Regions from separate parts of the Homo sapiens genome. Here region 1 is linked to region 2. The links are chromatin loops, found by intact Hi-C in ENCODE. Cell type or tissue: dorsolateral prefrontal cortex. All regions are shown on one strand. Each heading gives the region's core, and the rest is flanking DNA. Links, peaks and the distances in the headings are about the cores only. Region 1 overlaps LOXL4 (lysyl oxidase like 4). Region 2 holds the start of MIR1287 (microRNA 1287).

Region 1 (2,905 bases), core at 262-2,761, 140 kb before region 2:
AGAAAGCCTGATCCCAAAGGGGCTGAAGAACATAACAAAAGGAGATGCTGATAGGTGCTGACAGGAAACCACATACCTGTGGGGCAGTTTGTGTCCTCCAGACAGAAGCTGGCCTTGTGCCCCTCAGCCACCTTGGAGCCATTGAGAGTGAGGAGGTCGTAGTGGGTGAAGACCTCAATGCTGTGGTAATGCCTGCAGAAGGGGTAGAGCTGTCAGTGCGGCAGCAACAGGAGAGGGTCCTCTCTGGAGGGGCTGGTAGGGAAGACAGGCCCCAGGCCCCATCATGACCCGAGAGGAAAGTTATAGTAGGCAGTGCCCTTCTCCCTCCCAAACCCGAGATTAGTGTGACGCACAGCCTCCTTTGCTGGCACCCCTGCCAGGCAGCAAGTACAGCTGCCCCCACCACCTAGGGTCTCAACCCAGGCAAGAGGTAGAAGCCCTGCTCTGGTCGCCTCCAGGAGGCTGGTGCCTGACAGCAAGGCCTGAACTGGGGGGAGAGGCGGGGCACCGGGTCTGTGAGCAGCCTAGGAGCTGACCTGCTGGGAAGAGGGTCCCTGTAAGCCTGGGACCAAATTGCTACCATTGTTTCCAATCCAGTTATAATGACAGCTCTGTTCATGCTACAGGGAAAGGTGCTTATTATCTCAGGCGAGACCAAGTCCCAAAGTCATTGCCCATTCCTTTCCACTTTCTCCACCCGTGGCTATGTTCTGAAGAAGAAAAAACAATTCTGCCTTTGTCACAGGCATTGTCTCTCCCTCTCTCTGGTCTGGAAGCTCCTGATAGGAAAGAATGTTCATTGTCACTTTTTTAGTGGCAGTCTGTTCATGCTGTTCTTTGAGGGCCTTGCCTTACTACTGAAGGAATCAGCGAGCTTTTCCTGCAGAGCCAGCACCCTGGATGGGATGTCTATTTTGGGCCCCCAGGTTCCTGGGAGTCCCCACTTTACCTGGCTTCTGAAGACAAGGCCTATGATCCAACATAGGAAAAGTGTCAAATACCATTCTAACAGAACAACTCTGCTGGCGGTGACGCCTCTATGGGATGTTGCTGTGGGAAACAGACCCCACGGGCACCATTGACATAGTGAAGGCGAGAGCGATGGAGGGGCAGGTGGATGCCGCTGTCCTCACTGCCTCCTGCAGGCAAGGCCAGCAAGGAGAGCGCACACCCCTCCCAGGAAAACTTGCCTGTGGCCAGGGAAGGGCCAAACTGCTCCCTGGACCCTGCTTTTTGTTCCTAACCCTCTAGTGCCAATGCATGGGCAGGCTCTAACCTGTGGCACTGGTGCCAAACCCAGCTATCGCGTCCAGTCTTTGGACGAAAGTCAGTCCGGCCCAGATTGTAGATCTGTGTGGAGAAGCGCAATAGGCGGCGGTATCCGTAGGGCCAGTCCATGTGATCCGCAGACTTGGAGAGGCAGTTCTCCTCGTGGGCACAATACAGCTGGCTGAGCGGGCGGTCCTCCAAGTAGGCCGTCTCCTGCACTAGCTGGGCGTTCATCACCAGGTCTGGTGCACCTGGGGCGGCGGAGGGCATGGCAGTGACTCAAAGGGTGGAAAGGCAGCCAGTCTTAGTCTCCAGCACAGAGGGCAAGCTTGCCCCCAGATTAAACCCTCCGAGAGGACCCCACAAAAGAAGGGCAGTTTTAAGAGTCAGGAGATGGTGAGTTCTAATAACATTTAAAGGAAGTCTATCACCTTAACCTGGGAGGCAGCTACAGTGTCATGGTTAGGCTTGCTGGTTTTGGAGCCAGGCCACCTGGGTTCATTCTTGGCTTACTTTCTGACTGTATAATTCACTAGCTCTATAACTGCTTAACCATTTTGTCTCTCATTTTCATCATCTGTAAGATGAAGATAATGGTGATATTAATCTGATGACACCTGTAACATGTCTGGCCTAAGTAAACATGCAGTTGAAGCTAGTATTTATTTTGTAAAATGCTTTTAAGCCTGTAAAGTGCCTTTATGTAGCTTAGTTCATATAATCCTCTCAAAAAGCTCTGCTGATACCTAACCTGGATACTTTGCCTGTACTGTCACTAAAAATCACTATCACTAAAGTAGTCCTGGGCGGAAGTGAGGCCCTGCCACACCACTGACCACAGCATGCATGCCACCTGGGCAGGCCGGCCGCAGCTTGCCCCAGGCTGGAGCCATCTGCATCTGGCAGTTGGCCATGTAGGGTCCTGTGGTATATATTGGAGAGAGCCAGGAAGTGCCCACTGACAAACCTAGAGTTTCTTGGTGAAAGAAGGCGAGCTTTCAGAGAGAATGAGAAGAGAGAGTAAAGGAAAGAAAGCAATGTGAAAAGCCAGGGAGGAAAAACAGGTGGTTACAGAGACTGCAGATTGGCTGACTGTGCCAAGTTGTCGTGAAGGATCAAATGTGTTCAAGAAGAGCGCTCCCACTGTAGGCAGTGGAGCAGGGAGGGGTTCGAGGTTCCCAGGAAGGGGAGTCAAGTGAGGAGCAGGCTCCCCACGTGCTGGGAGGCCTTGGTGATGGGGAGGTCCACTCTCATGCCCCATCCCTGCAGGGGAGGGTCTGATGGATGGGCCCAGTGTTCTCCCCAGGGTGCCCTGGACAGAGAGGAAGCCAGGAGCTCACTGACAAAGATGAAGGATATCTTGGTGTCGAAATTTGGCCACGAACAAGGTCAAGTGGCCACTTGGGTTGATGCTATCTGTAACCTTTGGGCTGGATATAGTCCATCTTGGCACTGACCTGGCTGGGAGATGTCAGAGATGCTGCTGCCCTAAGAATCTGGGTTTGTGGGGCAGAGCAATGCCACAGATGGCCTTGTCCCAAAGTCTTTTTGGGTAAATCCCACAGCTCAGGAAGAGAACACACAGCTGGGCCTTGGCCCCGGGTGTGCTCATATTTGTATGTCCTCTACGACAGCT
Region 2 (2,905 bases), core at 230-2,729:
CCCAGTGAACGGCACCTTTCAACAGGAGGTTCTGTTTCCGACAGAAATCCAGGTGTCAGCCTTGACCGCTACCATCCTTCCCCATCTACATCCACAAAGCAACACCAACTCAGCCTCCAAAGGGCTTTCAAGGTCATCCCACCTCTCAGCCTCTCTTCTCTTCCTTATGCTGCTGCAGTAGTGCCCCTCATTGGACCCCCTCTCCCACACTTTCTCTCCTGCAGGTCTTGTCCACATATATCCTGGAGCCCTATCTTAAAGCCCAGCTCTGCTCCTGCCACTCACTTATCACCATTCCAAGCCTCCCCGGCTTGGCACTGCTCTTAGGATAATGGCCAGTCTTCTAGCAGGCACTCCAGCCTCATCCCTCATCCTGTCCCCCTATCCATATCCCATCCTCCTAACTAACAGAACCTCTCGATTTCCTGGGTGGATCACACGTTCTCTCAACCCCAGCATTTCCCCTGCTGTTCTGTCGGCCTGAAGCCCCTCCCTCCCTCATCTTATGTTTTGTTAACTCCTCTTTGTCCTTTGGGTCTCAGATCAAACACCTCTTCCATGTAGAGGCTTCTCTGACCCTAGACCAGGCTGTGTCCCGGCTGCTCCTCCTAGCATCACACTCACGCCACTTCATCATCATCACTCGCTCTGTGTCTCTCACCCATCAGGACATCTGCTCCGCTCACTACCGTATCCCCAGCACCTAGCACAGGCAAGCGCTCATCCATATTTGTTGGAAGAATTAATGATGGAACAGATTACTTAAAGATCACAAACGGAGCACTGGTTAAGCCTCCCAGGGATCCGAAGAGAAAAGGGCAGGAGGCCCCAGCTGGAAGATCCAGATTGGCTGGTAGATCACAGCTTGGCCAATGTGTGGCAACTGCTGCCAAGCCCCCATCTCCATCGCCCTGGGGGAATTTGGGGCCGGCTTAATATGTGTTGAAAAACCACTTCCGAGGGTGTGCTCATCCCTTGAGAGAAAAGCCACGTCGACGCCTTCTAGCTTCTAGCTTCTAGCTGTATCTTCTGGTGCACTGGAAACGGCCCAACCCTTGGCTGCATTCTCCATCCCAACACACACACACACACACACACACACACACACACACAGCCTTCCATTCCTGCTTCTGCGGGGGCTCATTAAGTCAGACCACACTGCAGGCTTTGCTGTGTCTGACTGCCACCTCTCGGATTGGGCTGTCAGCACAAACCCTCACTCATAAAGAAAAAGGCAGCTTCCTGTCCATCCTGAGGTGTCTGTGTGAGTGTGTACCAGAGCCCAGGGGAAGGAACAGTGAGAGAGAAGGGAGAATGGGCGTTTGCGGGAGTGGAGAGGTAGAAGAGGGAAGGGAAGAGGAGAGAAAAGAAGATATTAATTTTGAGCTATCAAGCGGGAGGTGGGAGAGAGGCTTTTCTTAGTGAAGCAGTAGGGCACAGTCACTAAAAAGGAAGATTTTGGGGAGTCAGACACCTCAAGCTGGAAATCAGCCTTGCCACTTACCAGCTGAGTGGCTTTGGGCAAGACACTCCCTTCTCTGAACCGCAGTTCTCAGATGTTGCTCTGAGGGTTAAGTGGATCGTGTGTGATGTGCCTGGCTCGGTTCCTGGCTCACTGGGTGAGCTCTGTTAAGTGGCAGCTGTTGTTGCTGCCACTGCCACTGTTGTCCTCACTCCTGTTGGGGAACATGCCCCACTCCTGTGTCCCACCTCACCCCCCTCACTCACCCACTCCCCGGAGTGTGGGGACTTGTCATGGCTCCAATCACTGCATCTGTGGCTAGAGTGGCTTTTAAAGGCTCAGACTCGAACCACTGATCCAGCACCTGGACAGCACAACAGCAGAGAGAAGGGCTTAGGAGCCTGGATGGGAGGAGGGCCCTCTCACTGCCTGGTCGGGCCTGAGGCTGGGGAACCACTCACCTTGGTAATGGGAGCTGTGAGGACCTCATAATATCGGGGAAGCTGGGCTCCCAGGATGCGGCCTACAAGAGAAGATCCACAAAACAGAAGTTGAAACAGGTGACAGGGAAACCCTCCGACCTGGCCTGGGGGATAAAAGCATGGAGGATGCTGAGACTTCCTGCCAGGAGGTGGTATAGCACAGCCAATGCAGGGACAGATCCAGCTTGAGTCCTGGCCACACCTCTCACTAGCTGCAGTGCCTGGGACACATTTTTAACATCTCTGAACCTGCTTCTTTACCTGTAAAATGGGAATCCTATTTTACACCCCAAGGGCTACGGTGAGGATTAAATGAGCTAGGTAAAGCATTTGCAAGTTCATGGGTACTTAATACATTTAAGCAGTTAGCATTATTTTTGGAAAATTTTAAACTTGTACCTTATTCCCTTATTTCGAACTCTGGAAGGCCCATATCCTGGGAGAAGGCTGGCATGGCTGATCCATTCCTATGACCCTGATTCAGACCATTTCAGAAAGAAACTAGGCTTTAAGGCCTTCAGGGTAGAAATCATGGTCTCTAGCCTTACAGCCCCTGGGCCTAGCTTAGTGTCTGACACATAGTAGTTGCTCAATAAATGTTTTTTGCCTGTTTTTCACACAGAGCTCCTTGGACTGGTTATCTGAGAGAGAGGCAGTGTCTACTTTTTGCATTTGTAATAGATTCCACTGGCTCCATACTCTTTGCAATGTATAAGTCTGCAGTGCCTCTCAACCCACCACAACTTGGTTAACCTGCCTGGCTCCTTGGCTCTGGGCTCATCCATGTGATTTGGTCAGCCAGTGGAATGTTTGCCGATGTGACACAAACCCAGAACTGAAACAGGCCTGTACATTGGGGCATGCCCTCTGTGCTTGTGCCACTGATGTGAAAAGTCCACACCCAGGTCAGCATGTGCTTCTACAAGGAGGACGAGAGGTACCTGGAGCAGAGCTGCCTCCA

Evidence for each region. A loop is a pair of places that touch in the nucleus more often than their neighbours do. Peaks named below come from ENCODE experiments on the same cell type or tissue, not always from the same donor. Only the 100,000 strongest peaks of a DNase experiment are listed, where the experiment ranks them.
Region 1: it touches region 2 in a loop (2.6-fold over the local background); 12 of 110 quality-filtered maps call a loop at or near these places.

What each region holds. Positions count from the first base shown.
Region 1 is chr10:98,252,277-98,255,181 of GRCh38, forward strand. LOXL4 (lysyl oxidase like 4) reads right to left here. Exons shown (of 15, transcript NM_032211.7): 11 at 1,277-1,520; 12 at 77-192. Among named protein-coding and RNA genes, the nearest start is that of LOXL4, 14 kb to the right of the region's middle. In dorsolateral prefrontal cortex, for the core only: no CTCF peak of the experiment used is centred there; a DNase peak (open chromatin) is centred at 1,419.
Region 2 is chr10:98,393,468-98,396,372 of GRCh38, forward strand. PYROXD2 (pyridine nucleotide-disulphide oxidoreductase domain 2) reads right to left here. Exons shown (of 16, transcript NM_032709.3): 7 at 1,924-1,985; 8 at 1,729-1,826. MIR1287 (microRNA 1287) reads right to left here and starts at 1,840; the gene lies at 1,751-1,840. In dorsolateral prefrontal cortex, for the core only: a CTCF peak has its summit at 1,215; a DNase peak (open chromatin) is centred at 1,114.